Regions from separate parts of the Homo sapiens genome. Here regions 1 and 3 are each linked to region 2. A link is a contact called in ENCODE Hi-C data. All regions are on one chromosome and are shown on one strand. The core of a region is the stretch at or near the end of the contact, and the rest is flanking DNA. Distances in the headings are between cores, read along the strand shown.

Region 1 (4,319 bases), core at 1,308-3,807, 3.2 Mb before region 2:
TGACTGAATCTAGTAATTTTCAACTGTGTTCCACAAAGGTGCAGCAGGCATTTTGGGGAGGCCAACACATACCGGCTCCCAACGGCAGCCCCCCAGAGCCAGGGCAGTGTCATCTGGACCACACGGAGCCGACCGTCAGCAGCATGGACTCCTGCTGCAAATGCACCTCCCGAATTCAGCTGGCTAATGCAACTGCGAGGCAGGAACCTGATTCCAAACAGACGACCAGAACTGCCAGGGCACATGCACACAGGGCTTTAGACTAAAGCCCTTCCAGTCGCTCCTTCCTGGATCTATGGCACCCACGCCCACTGCACGGGCAGGAACACCTCCGGAAATGCTGACGTCACACCACCACCACCACACTCCCCAGAACGCTCATAAAACCCATGTACACAAACCCACAGGAGTACACAGAAACGGGGAAGAAGCCACCTCAAATTCCAGGCAGCACCGTCTGTGGCTTTCTCTAAGGCAAGGATTTACCTGCCGCCCATGGACTGGAGGCAGAGAGATGAGCCTCCTGGAACCAGAGGGACACCTGGTGCCACACAGACGCTCCATCTGAGGAGAAATGATATCACATCAGTGTCTCAAAGGGCCCTGTGAGGTACCCCAAGATCTCAAACAGCACCTCCCTGTAAACACTACTGACTGCTGGGAACCCGTCATCAAGCTCATGACCTGGCTGGCTGACTGACTGATGCACTGGGTTGGTTTTATTCACTAGACTGACTGAACATGGAATTTCAATACTAACTTGCCACATAACCAAGTTACTCACCTGTCTAGGCCAAAGCAGCCCTTTCTGTACAATCAGAGGAACAGAATGAAACCTCAGTAGGGATCTTCCATCCTGGGGTTTTCTGTCCAGGGAATACACCAGCATTGGGATCTGCCTCCACAATCCTCCCAGGTACGGCCAGTGCCCACTGAGGAAGCCGTGAAGGCATTTTCTGGGAGGCAAGGCCCTGAACCTCCCAGCCCCACCCACCAGCACGCAGGGGGCAGGAGTGAGTGCCCGTGCCGAGGGTCAAGGACCCAGGCTCTGTCTCCAAAGGAAGCGGAGCCAGGACGTTCTGGGGCTGTGACGGGAAGACTCCTGTCCCAGTCCTCACTCTTGCGGAACCAGATGCAGAGAAGATCCTCAACAAACACAGGGTCAGGGCAAGCCAAAGGGACGAGGAGCCGCGGCTGCCGAGGAGGGAAGAGAGTGGCATCCCCAGAAGGAGCGGCACCTTTCCCAGAGGGAGCTCACGCCCGGCCCACTGCGGGCTGGAGTGTCCACCTCTCCCTGGAGTTTCTGTTCTCACAATCAAAACTACCAGAGCCAGGCGCACACGCGTGTCCACTTGCCCGCCCATCCCAGAACACAAGGGTAGATTCAAACATGGCTGGACACTTCGGTGCTACGGAAACATATCCCCTTCTGGGGTCAGAGCACAGCTACTGAGAGCTGTGGAGTCTGTCACAACGCCCACGTCACCCTGAAGCAGCCTGCGACAATGCCCACTGTGGTCAACCACGGGGCTACTGCCTTCGCTGCAGGCCTGGGTTCCGCCCGTTCCTTAGCCACGAAACAGAACTGCACCAGGTTTTACAACTGCGTTTCACAAAGTTTACAAAAATTTAAAGATGTGCACACACCCAACAGTTTATATTTCAATAACAGGTCTGGAGCCTGCCTGATGACTCTTGTGCTCACAGCCACCCATGAGTTTTCCTAAGTCACAAAGGTGGAGCTAAAGGAAGGGGCGGGGACTATCACTGCAGAAAGAAAGAAACAAACATAGCTTTTCCAAACAGTAACTTCGTGTCGCTACGCAGGACCCTTTCCTTTTATCTCAAAATGCTCCCCGTTGGTAAAACCACAGGTGGTGACTATCCAGTTTTAGGGGAGAAGCGCAGTGCCTGCGTCCCGCTTTATCGCTCCCTCACCAGGGGCGCCCCTGCCCACCGCGGACGCAGCAGCCCGGGGGTCCTCCAGGATCCCTCCCCGGAGCCGCCCGCCCTCGGCCCCGCCCGGCTCAGCACACTCACCCTGGGGCGACCACCTGGCCCGGCTGCGCGCACAGCTCCCGCACCACGCCCGCGCGCTCCGACCTCAGCCTGCGTTCCGGCCGCGCGGGGCGCACGCAGCCCCCGGAGGCTACACGGGACTGAGAGGCCCCGGAGGACTGCGCGGAGGCGGCGGCCTCGAACACGGCCAGCACCGAGCCGATGCGCACGGCCGCGCCCGCCGCCACCCTCCACTCCAGCAGGCGCAGCGGCGCGGGCCCCGGGCAGCGCACCTCGGCCACAGCCGCCGTCGGGGCGCCCTCGGCAGGAACGCGACCCGCGGCCGGCACCTCCATCGCGGACAGAGGGCGGGCGGGCGGTCGGTACGGGGCCTGCGCTGCGCTCAGAGCGCAGCGCCTACCGCGGCGACACAACCCAGGCGGCGACGCTGTAGTTCCTCTCGGTACCGGCTTCCACCCGTCGCCTAGCCCGCGCCGACTTCCTGGAGGGCGCGTGACGTCACGCAAGGGCGCCGCGTACGTGCGTACGTGCGCGTGTAAATACGAGCGCCGCGCGGGGCCGGAGCCGGCTCCGTCCTGGGACCAACCCTGCGTGCCGGCCGTGAAGAACTGCGTTCCTGAGCCCTACCTACTTTTCCTCGGAGCGCCGGCACCGTGGAGCAGCGGCATGCAACGCGGGCCGCTGTCGCCCAGTCCCAGTGACGGTCTTGGCGCGCTCGGAACTACGTATCCCGGCGTGCACCGCGGACAGAGCATGGCGGGACTACGAGTCCCAGCGTTCAACGCAGGCCTGCGTGCCATTACCCCATCACGCGCTGAGACCCAGCATCCCGAGACTACGAGTTCCGGCATGCACCGCGAGCCGCTCTCCTCCACTCCCATCGCGCACTGTGAGTCGCAACGTCGCGGGACTACGGGTCCCGGCATGCCTTGCGCGCCGCGGGCCCAGAGACGTGAGGCTGTCGGCGTCCTGGTGGCCCCGCCTCGTGTCCCCCCCCGGACCCCACGCCGCGGGAGCTTGGGGGTTGCGGTCTTCTCTTCCTCCGACCTCACCTTCGATGCGGAAGCGCAGGGGCAGGTGCGCCGCCCTCGGCCCGCGCAGGCGGTGGGCCCGTCTGGGGCAAGGCGCCCGGAAGCGCCTGGTTGGTTCAGAAAATCGGACCGCAGCGGGAGGGCGGGCACCGGCGCGTGGTCTCAGTGGCCCCAGGCGAACCCTGATGAGCAGCAGCCGCAAGTGGCTTACTAAAGGAGCCACTTTCTACGTTTGTCTGGAATTTACGTGAATTAAGCTGGCGGGCGGGCGGCCAGGCCTGTAGTCTCAGCACTTTGGGAGGCTCAGCACTTCGGGAGGCTGTGGCGGGCGGATCACCTGAGCCTGGGAGTTGGAGACCAGCCTGCGCAACGTAGCAAGACCCTATCTCTAAAACAGATTCATTAATACTTAGCCAGGCGCGGTGGCTGAGGTCCCAGCTACTCGGCAGGCCCAGGCTGGCCTGAGCCAGACCGCTCTGGACTGTTTTAATTTTTTCAGCCTTAATACCTGCCAGAATTTTTTTTTTACTATGTATCTTTGTCCTTACGTATATAAATTTTATATACAATTGAGATTATCCTGTATTTGCTTTTCCCCCCTCACTTTTATATGGTGACTTTTCTCATGTTAGGCTGAATACTAACATTTTGGAAACTGTCGGCCTGAAAACGAGCGGAGACACAGTTTCTCTAAGTAGAGAGTTTATTTGGGCCACACTTGAGCACAAATTCAAGGCGCCCTGAATGTGTACTCCGATTAGCAGTTAACAGTGGATTTTAAAGGCAAAAAAGGGGGCCAGGGAGTGGACTAATAGGAACTTGTTTGTGAGGAATTCTCACTGGTTTACAGAAATAACATTGATTAGTGACTGACTATATGTTGTTCAGCTATTGAGTGTGGGTATAGTGTCCATTGTGGCGTCATTAGGTTAATTTATAGCTGTTTGTGGCGCTGTTGCCACCAGTAGCAGTTTAAAGAGGTGAACACAGGTCAAGGGGTAGTAGGGCGCGATTGTCGCCTCATTTGAATGTCTCTCTCGGCCTGATAATTAAAAGAACTCGCGTTCCTCAGATAAAAATTCTCTTTTCTCAAAACCATTTAAATGTGGTAATTAGAATGGCCCAGAAGGGGCACAGTGCCTTTTAGCCCTCGCCATTACTTGCTCTTAGGAGTGCATTTTTTGTAGCTGTGGGTTTTTGACTATCTCTGCTGCTTTCTCCAGCCCCTACCCTCGTGACTACAAGGGAAAACGTGCGGTGCTCACGAGA
Region 2 (4,358 bases), core at 459-2,958:
CAAATTTTAATCTTTGTTGTTACCTACATGTATGTAATAATATGTGTATACAAGGACATTTACGGCTTTGTAATTAACTGAATTTGGGGATACTTTCTTTGTGCATTTTCACAGTGTACTGAAATGAATGGTGGGCACGTCAATACTTTTCGGTGAATCAGACTTAAACGTGATTGCTGAAGAATACATCCCACTTAGGCATTCATGCTGAAGCCAGCAACAATTGTCCGTGACCTTTAACATGCCCGCTCTCCAAATCAGTGCAGGTCGTTAGTCACACGGAGCTTACATTTGAGGACTCGCGGATCCTTCATAGCGGAGGTTGTCCCTGTCTTTCTGCCTGACTCCCCCCCGCCCCCCGACCCCGACACACACTCCCCACCGCCCCCAGAAACATCACACATGCAGAATGCCCCCCCCGTCTGATCGCCAGCTTTCGGGCACATGCGCCTCCCTTTGCAGCGCGTCTGGAGTAGTTTCTTTTGTAAACGCCCTAAGTTGGGGAGGGCCGCGGGCTGCGAGTGTGAGGCGCAGAGAGAGACGCCGCCGCTGAGGTAACCGCCAGGATTGCAGCGCTGATTGCTACGCGGAGCCACGTTGGGCGTCTTGGACGGAATCCACCTCCACTGCGGAGTTATCACGAGGAGAAGGAGAACAATACGGCCAGGAGCCTGGTGGGAGAAGATAGTGTTACCCCTCCGCAGGCCGCAGCTCCCCGGGTCTACGTCACCGGCCGTGAAGGGGCGCTCGCCCTCGCTAGCTCCGACCCGCCCCTCCCCCGCCCCCGCGCGCCCGCCCTCCCCTCCCCCACCCCGGCCATCCCTGCCCTGTAACAGGAGAGCGTTTTGGAGTCAAATTAGGATTTCTAGTCCCAGACTCAACTTATTACAACTAACTACTGCTCGTGGGGAGTAGGTGAGGTGAAGAAATGAAGTTTTAAGAACAGAAAAATAAGAGTTGAACTTTCGAGGCTACCGGTAAACAACCCCTTCATTTTTAAATGGCCGGGTGGCAGAGCCGCTGTTTGAAGTCTTTCCAGCGGGACCTCTGTGACCCTTGATTCAGGACTTAATGTATTGATCCTGCATCTGAACACCCCCAGAGGCATTTACCAGGAAGTTGAGTGACACGCACACGCTACGCCGTGTGTAATGCACACGCACCTGGGACCCCCGAAGGGGTGTCCCCATTTCAGTCCAGATGGGGCGCAGTGCCCAGGTACCCGCCGGCGGGACCCGCATCCCGAGCACGTCTGTACGTATGGATGCGCGTGTGCGCGCGGAAACGGCCTCCGGGAGCCGGGGCTGCAGCAGCCTTAGACCTTGACGAGGGGCGACCACTGGCCGCTGGAACCGTGATTCAGTGCTATTAGGGGAGGAATTGGCTGTGTCTGAGTCACTGCAAGCCTCCAGACTGTCCCCTCAGTGTGGCAGAACTTTGTGCTGATGAGACAATAGTGGAGTGTGCGTTTCCTACAGGGCAGACCATTTCCAGGCTGGGGGAAGCCTCCGGCCTGCGCCGGGCCGTGAGCGCCCGGCCCCCTCCCCGTGCCGCGCAGCCCCCCGAGCCCGGCTCGCGCCGGGGCCCCCGCGGGGCGGACGCGTCCGGGGCGCGCGCGGGCGGCGCGAGGAGGGGGCCGGGCGCGTGGCGGGCCCCGCGCGCCCTCGCGCGTCCCCCGCGCCCGGGCGCAGCTGGCGCGGTCGGTCTAGTGCAGCGCTCGGCTCCGCGCCGCGGGCGCTCGGCTTCACCTTCAGATGCGCGGGGCGTGCGCGTCCTCCTCCCCAGGCCCGCCGCCTCCCTGCCAAGGTAGGGGCCGCGGGCGGGGGGAGGGCTGCGCCGCAGGGGCCGCGGGCGGGCGGTGGGCGCGGGGCCCGGAGCCCCGACGTGCCCCGTACTCTGGTGTGCGCCGCTGGGGGTAGGGGGGGAGGCGCTGGGGAGGGGGGTGCGCCGGGGAGGGGCCCCCCGGGCGCGGGGAGGGCTACTTGGCTTTCCCGGTGGGTAGTTGCTCTGCTCGTCAATTCCAGGATAGGGGAAGATGCAACTTCGGGCGGCGGGGCGAGCGCCCGGGAGGTGGTTTTTACCGCAGTGGAGGGGCGGGGTGGGGGCCGGGGTGGGAGCGCGGAAGAGGCTCTGGCTTTGTACACTTTGTCAAAGGCGACGCGGGAGGAGGGGAGCTCGGATGCGCTCTCCATCCATTAGGAGACAAAGAGCAAATTGCCTTACTTTAAAGTAAAACGCTCCGGCTAATGAAGGTGGGTGATGGGGCTGCGGGCCCGAGGAGCCGCTTCAATTATTAAGGGTTTGGCGGATGGGATCGATGCCTGTGGGCACCGCGCGCTGCTGCCTAGGGGACGTGTTTGCGTGGAGGTGGGGGTGGCCTTGTTTTTTACGGCCCCCTCCCCGGCTGCTTGCCAGTCTGCTGGGAGCTTCTAAGTGACCCTAACGTTAAAGAAGTGAGAGGTCCTGGAAGGGAAGTTCGGGCGGGGGTGGGGGTGGGGGCGAGGGTCTGGCACCGACTCGGAGAGGGGTGGGCAGGGACTCCTCGGAGCTGCGCCCCGCCGGGTGCGGGTGGGGGAGGCCTCGGTGGCGAGATGAACCCGGGTGTATGAAGGAAGAATGCGGTGGGGTGTGTGTGGTTGGGCGGGAGGTGGGGGGAGGCGCCTCCGCTGCCATTTCCAGGGAGAACTAACAGACTGAATAGTTACGATCAGTATTTAGATTAAACCGCCTCAAGTTTTAACGAAACTTTGTATGAATAAGTTTGTTAAATGGCAGCCGAGTGGGGTATTTAAAAGCAGCAGTTTATGTGTGTGGTGAGGAAAGCCAGTGGACCCCCGCAATTAGGGACCAGAGGGAACCAGCCTTTTACCCGAAAAATGTGGGTCTGTAAGTCAGCCTCATCTATTATCAGCGTTAATAAGCTTCCCGCAGCAGACCGGGAGCTCTGGGGGCTGTGTGTGTGTCTTACTCATTCCGCTGATAAAGAGTCACCGGGTCTCCGGGTGTGCAAAGATCAACTTGCGCAGCCCTCTTTTTAAATATATTCATTCTGTGCTTTATTTAATCCAGATGCACAAAAAGCCATTTGCTGCTGCATTGTTGGTTTACATTTTTTGAAAAGGCGACTGGTGTAACCTGTGGAATTTGAAATGCAAATAAGAGCCTGTGGGAGTAGAGGCAGAACAGATCAGCATTTATAAAGTGGAAAAGATTTAATGTCTTTGAAATCATTGCAGGGGAAGAAACTGGAGGGGGAGTGTGATTTTTCAGGGAGTGAATTGTGACGTCAGGTCTTTTTGGAAAAGATGTTATTTTTAAGGTCTGAAACCCGGCTAGGTAAAGTGCTTACAGGAAAAACAGATTACAAGATTAACATCTGTTAACATGATCGTTTATCTCCAGCCAAAAATAGGTCAGTTCTTTCTTAAGGAAACACGATTGCTGGCGCATGCTTAAATAATAAAATCAAAACGGCGAGTTCATAAATTAGGAACGAGTGTTTGTTACAATCTGACCTGTGAAGAAACGTTTTTGAATTTCGAGATCAATGGAAGGTCAAAGTCCCTTTTCGGTGTAGAGAGCAACTCTTTCCCCTGCGTCGGCCCCCGCCCCCCCCCCCGCCCCCCGCGGAATGACCCCTCCTTCTTTCTCGGAGCTCCCTTTCCGCCTCCACTCCCTTCGTGAATTTCCCTTTCCATCCTTTGTGGAAGTACAAAATATATTTAAATGGATATCGTCTGACGCCTCCCTCCTTAAAGAAGGCAAACTCTGCGCAGATGGCTAACTTTCAGAGCTCTGCTGTTGTTTTACCATTAAATGAAACGGTAGGGAGGAGAGGAGGAAAAAAAAAAAAGGAAACAGCTTTGCGAAGTCTCCCTGCCCCCTGGGCGTGAGTGACGGCTCTGCTGGCCAATCCGCAGCGGCTTTCTCCATCCCGGAGGTAATTTGGGGTGTGTGTGTGAGCGCGCGCGTGCGCGTGCATGAGCCCATGTGTCTGCACACTGTGAAGTCTGGCCAGCCCCGCGCATCCGCAGGCTTCTGCATTTACACAGATGTGTGATGTAGACGTGGACACGCTTTTATTCGAGTCAGTTCGGCTACATGGGCACGCAGCAGCCCCCACGGAGCGCCTCCCCCTCCGAACGTTCTGTGAAGCATGGGGTTTAGAAGCACTTTCAGATTCAGGTCGGAACCTGCAGAAGGGGGAGAAAAGAGGAGGGCTGTGATTGTTTCTCAGCAACTGGGGACTCGAAACGTGCGGTTTCTCTGGCCTTGGTGCCTGGGCACGCGCGCCCTGGTGCGTTTTTGGTTCAGGTGATGATGGAACCCACTCGCCCGGGCAAAGCGAACTGAGAACG
Region 3 (4,725 bases), core at 1,514-4,013, 3.5 Mb before region 2:
TTTCATTAAGATAAAGTTTTATAAACCGGGATCCTTTTAAATTTTACCTGGTAACCCTCCAAGATTAAAAGTACTGCCAGTAAATATTTTCTCAAAAAAAGTTTTTGTTGAGATATAATTCACATACCATAAAGTTCACCGTGCTAAAGGGAATAATTCAGTAATTTTTTGGAAACGTGATGTATTTATTTTTCAGAATGGGAGCCATATATTGTATAAACTTTTACAGTACACACACACTAAAAACTGAATGGATATTACCATATTATAATTTGATAAAAGATATGACTTTCCAGAAAACATTAATGTCAGTACATTTTTTTTTGAAAAGATCAAAACTCCATGTTGCCAATGGCATCCAGTCGCATCCACATAGACACTATCCCCTCCAATACAGAAATGGAAAGACCTCCAGGTAAGAGTTTTGCCAACTTTTAAACCCTCACTCCCATCAAGATTATAAAGTGGCTCATGGCTTATACTCACCGAGTGAGAACCCAAGGAAGGACTTTCATACCAAACCTTTTTTCTTTGGGGAGAAAATAAGCATTATGTTAGTGATGGCAAAGTCAAAAAGTTACATAAGCTAATTTAAGAGGTTATGATACCATAACTGTTTATAGGGGGCTAAACTTAGATGTTACATTACTGGACATCTTAAAAAATTTCAGAATTTAATTGATAACAACATGGGTTGTGGGGAAGAGGCTGAAGATGGTTTTAATTCAACCTCATAATTTTTACCTAAATTCTACTTCTAGTCCCAAGGTTAGAGAGAGGATCTTAAAAAGACACCTACCAAACTGCACATAAACACTATACGCTAATTGATAAAGATGTTTCCCATGGAAGTTCAAGTAAAGGATTCAGATACTGTTATAGGCATAGACTGAGACTGAACAATTAAGCAAATGGATGGTGGGAGCCACGCTCACCATTGGAGTGCGACTTACAGATCAGCAAGGAGAGGAGGCTAGAATGATCCACACAGTACGTCTGGAGTTGGAGACAGATGGCTATACACGGAAATGTTTATAGGTGCATATTTACACAAGGGTTAGTAGAAACACATATATCCTTTCGTCAGATGAGATGGCCCAAAAGACAGACACCCCAGAAGCAATGAACACACCCAGCACCCATGGTTTCTAATCTCTCTCTCCAATAAAAGGAACGAGGGCTTCTTGGAGAAATGGCTGATTTTAGGGCTGTGGTACGAAACACACAAGATGAGCCTGGAGTATCTTGTAGTGCCAGAAAGTAGGAAAGTGTTTAACACACACAGAACCCAGCAAAACCCCACAATGACAGGGTATGCAAACAGGACATAGGAGCTTAGTGAGCTCCTAAGGGCCTGAGCTGGAAACATTCGAACAAAACTAAGTAACACGGGATTATAACCCATGAGTTCTTGGTGATATGAATGAATTAATACATGGGGTGAAGAGACATATCCCTTGTGCAGAATGCAAACCACTTATGAGCAAAATTCCCCACTCATTAGGCATGGGCTGCACACAGCGACTTTCTCCCAGAGTACAGTAAGGAAAGGGGGCAAAAAGAGTAACTTTACGGTAGAGAAACCTGGCAAGCACCTCATGCAGGGGATCACGGCCAGCGTGGACCCTGGATACGGTGCGATGAGAATGGCCTTTACCTCTGTAGTCTTCCTCCCCAAAAGCCATAATCCACGTCTAAGCATTAAAAAAACAGGCACATTCCAACAGAGAGGCATCCTGCAAAGCACCTGACCAGTACCCCTCAAAACTGGCACAGCCATCAAAACCAGGGACAGTCTGGGACACTACCCCAGCCTAAGGAAACAAGACAATTCAATGTAACGTGGACCTTGGGTGGGCACCTGGGACAGGAAGGGACAGCAGGCAGAACCAAGGAAAAGTGAATAAAGTATGAGCTTCAGTTAGCAACACTCTTATCAATATCGGCTCATTAACTGGAACACGTTGGAAGCTAAAGTCCGACGCTAACACAGGGGGAGCTGGGTGCCAGGACACAGGAACGCGGTACTATTTTTGCAATTTTTCTGCAGGGTCTAAAACTGTCTTTAAAAGTAGTGTATTAAAGTAGAAAACATACAACCACCTACCATACTTAGAAGAACTAAAAGCAGTGTGAAAAGTCAATGTATTTTATTGTACTTATCTTTCATAATTTAAAAACACTAATTATCATGACAAGCTTTAGTCTTCAAATTCACACAGAAAGTCAACATTAGCAAGGAAATTCTTATATTTTTTCATTTTTCCTCATTTTCTGAAACTAATCTTCTGAAAAATACGTCTGGTGACAAGAATCAAAATAAACACACATTGTCACTTTGTTTTCTTAACCCGACACACGTCCACGAACACAAAAGCTGCAAATGCTGACAGTGAGAGCTAGAACTGCTGCAGACCCCAGGAGGCAGGAACTGGCGAGCTAGGCCGCATGGGCGCAAGAACGCGGATGAGCGGACACCGCAACCCGGGGACACCGCCCCCTAGGGAATACCGCGCCCAGGGACACCGCCCCCGCCGCATTACTTGGTTTTCGAGGCAAATTTCTTGAGCCAGTTCTTGCAGGAGACAGCAGAGCAGTGAAGTCCCCGCTCGCAGCCTGGAAATAGCGCAGCATCGCGGCTACGGAACAGGGCCCGGAGACCCGCGCGGGAGCGCCACAGCCCGCCCGCCGCAGCCCACATGGCGCGGCGCCGGGACCCGGAGCGAGCAGGGAGACAACGGGCGCAGGCGCGGAGCGACAACTGACGCGAGGGTGGCGGCGTGTGGGCGGGGCGACGGCGCAGAGCGGGAGGAAGACTCACGCCTGGCAGGCGGCGTGTGGGCGGGGCGATGATGCAGGGCGGGGCGATGATGCAGGGCGGGGCGAGGACAGACGCGAAGCTGACGGCGTGTGGGCGGGGCCACGGCGCGGGGCGGGACGAAGACGGGGTGCAAGGCGGGCGGGGCAACGACGGCGGAGGGGCGAAGGCCCGAGGGGGGCGGTAGGTGGGCGGGGCGAGGACAGACGCGAAGCTGACGGCGTGTGGACGGGGCGACGGCGAGGGACGGGGCAAAGACTGGACGCAAGAAGGGGCGGGGCGACAACGGCGGAGGGGCGAAGGCGCGAGGCGAACGGCGAGTGGGCGGGGTGAAGACCGACGCGAAGCGGGCGGTGGTTGGGCGGGGCGAAGACTGACGCGAGGCGGGCGGTGAATGGGCGGGGCGAAGACTGGCGCGAGGTGGGCGGTGGGTGGGCAGGGCGAAGACTGAAGCGAGAAGGGCAGCGCGAGGTGGGCGACTACCAGAGCGAAGCGAGCGGCGTGTAAGCGGGGTGAAGACAACGCCAGGTGGGCAGTGTGCGGGCGGGGGGGGCGGCAACGGGGGCGGGGCGAAGGACGACGCGAGGCGGGGCCGGCGGGAGCTGGGCGTGGGGAGGCCGCGTGGGCTGCGCGGAGGGTGTGCCACTCGGGGAAGCGTGGGAACCGCCTGGTTGCCTGGCGCTGCGTAGCTAGGAACACGTTTTGTTTAAATACTGGGAACTGACGTAGGCGGGTGCGCCGCACAAAGCAACGAAGGCATCGAAGCCTGGAGACCTGGGCAGGGCCGCTGTCGGCGGGAGGCTGCGAGGGGTCCGTCTGTTTCCGCCACTGGGCCCTCCAGGGCTTTGCTGCTGCGCCGCCTTCTCCCCGGGCACCTAGAGAAAGTCCCCAGATTGGGCGTCCTCCCCAGAAGTGGTCTCGCCCCGCCCGCCTCCCCAGAGTCAGCGTGGCCCAGCGGGGAAGCTGCTCCCCCCGGGCGTGGAAAGAGAAGTGAGCGCGACCGCAGTGTTGGGGATGCGTGGGCTGTGACTCCCCCGAGGCGGCTGCTGTGGTGTGAGACACGTCTGTGTGTGTGTGTGTGTGTGGGCGCGTGTGGATGTGTACATGTGTATGTGTGCATATGTACGTGTGTGTGCATGTGTGTGGACATGTATATGTGTGCATGTGCGTGCGCGTATATATGTGTGTGTGTATGCGTATGTATGTGTGTATATATTGTCAATCGAAGAAAACGACGAGACAAGTCTCTAATCATTTTAGGAGATTTATTTGCCAAAGTTAAGGACGCACCCAGGAGACAGGTCTACGCCTTTCTCCAAAAATGATTTTGAGGGCCCCAGATTTAAAGGGGAAAGGGCGGAGTATTGAGAAGCAGAGTTTTCACAAACAAACGGGCAGAGGAAAAACGTGGGGAATCTGCATTTTACATAAGATAACGCAGACAAAATGTGGTAGGGGAACAATCAGATGGGCTAGGGTGACTGCACCTGTAAAGATAAGCTATCAATTTGCATTGCCATGGTTAAGTTTTATTTTTTTGAAATGGAATCTCTCTCTGCCGCCCAGGCTGGAGGGCACTGGCGTGATCCCGGCTCACTGCAACCTCCACCTTCCAGGTTCAAACAATTCTCCCGCCTCAGCCTCTCGTGTAGCTGGGATTACAGCTGTGTGCCACCACACCCAGCTACTTTTTGTATTTTTAATAGAGACGGTGTTTCCCCATGTTGGCCAAGCTGGTCTCAAACTCCTGACCTCAAGTGATCCGCCCAACTCGGCCTTCCAAAGTGCTGGGATTACAGGCGTGAGCCACCGCGCCTGGCCACCATGGTGAAATTTCAACAGCTCACCAGGAATCTCCTTGTGGGCAAAATATGGGGGAGGCGTGTAGCCTTTCATCTTGTAGCCAT

Evidence for each region. A loop is a pair of places that touch in the nucleus more often than their neighbours do. Pooled maps may share reads with other maps.
Region 1: a map with no recorded cell type shows a loop between it and region 2 (24-fold over the local background). The contact joins the promoter of CTDP1-DT here to the promoter of ZNF516 in region 2. A Hi-C loop is called at or near these places in 4 of 37 single-sample maps with no recorded cell type and 7 of 50 pooled maps.
Region 3: a loop to region 2 is called in a pooled map, with 33 times the contacts of the local background. The contact joins the promoter of RBFA here to the promoter of ZNF516 in region 2. A Hi-C loop is called at or near these places in 2 of 37 single-sample maps with no recorded cell type and 8 of 50 pooled maps.

The regions. Positions count from the first base shown.
Region 1 is chr18:79,677,983-79,682,301 of GRCh38, reverse strand. CTDP1-DT (CTDP1 divergent transcript) reads left to right here and starts at 2,557. Exons shown (of 5, transcript NR_136643.1): 1 at 2,557-2,908. CTDP1 (CTD phosphatase subunit 1) reads right to left here and starts at 2,499. Exons shown (of 13, transcript NM_004715.5): 1 at 2,041-2,499. The coding sequence starts at 2,354. RefSeq lists enhancers at 1-233, 234-742, 2,358-2,866, 2,867-3,374.
Region 2 is chr18:76,492,592-76,496,949 of GRCh38, reverse strand. It overlaps ZNF516 (zinc finger protein 516), which reads left to right and starts at 1,708. Exons shown (of 7, transcript NM_014643.4): 1 at 1,708-1,806. It overlaps ZNF516-DT (ZNF516 divergent transcript), which reads right to left and starts at 1,611. Exons shown (of 2, transcript NR_164145.1): 1 at 1,164-1,611; 2 at 1-671. ZNF516-AS1 (ZNF516 antisense RNA 1) reads right to left here. Exons shown (of 2, transcript NR_136504.1): 2 at 3,032-4,193. RefSeq lists silencers at 1,599-1,658, 1,789-1,888, 2,589-2,678 and an enhancer at 3,777-3,916.
Region 3 is chr18:80,032,472-80,037,196 of GRCh38, reverse strand. RBFA (ribosome binding factor A) reads right to left here and starts at 2,763. Exons shown (of 7, transcript NM_024805.3): 1 at 2,544-2,763; 2 at 487-529. The coding sequence starts at 2,701. It also overlaps a transcript of TXNL4A not described here. RefSeq lists silencers at 2,568-2,717, 2,828-2,907, 2,918-3,237, 3,120-3,276, 3,308-3,477.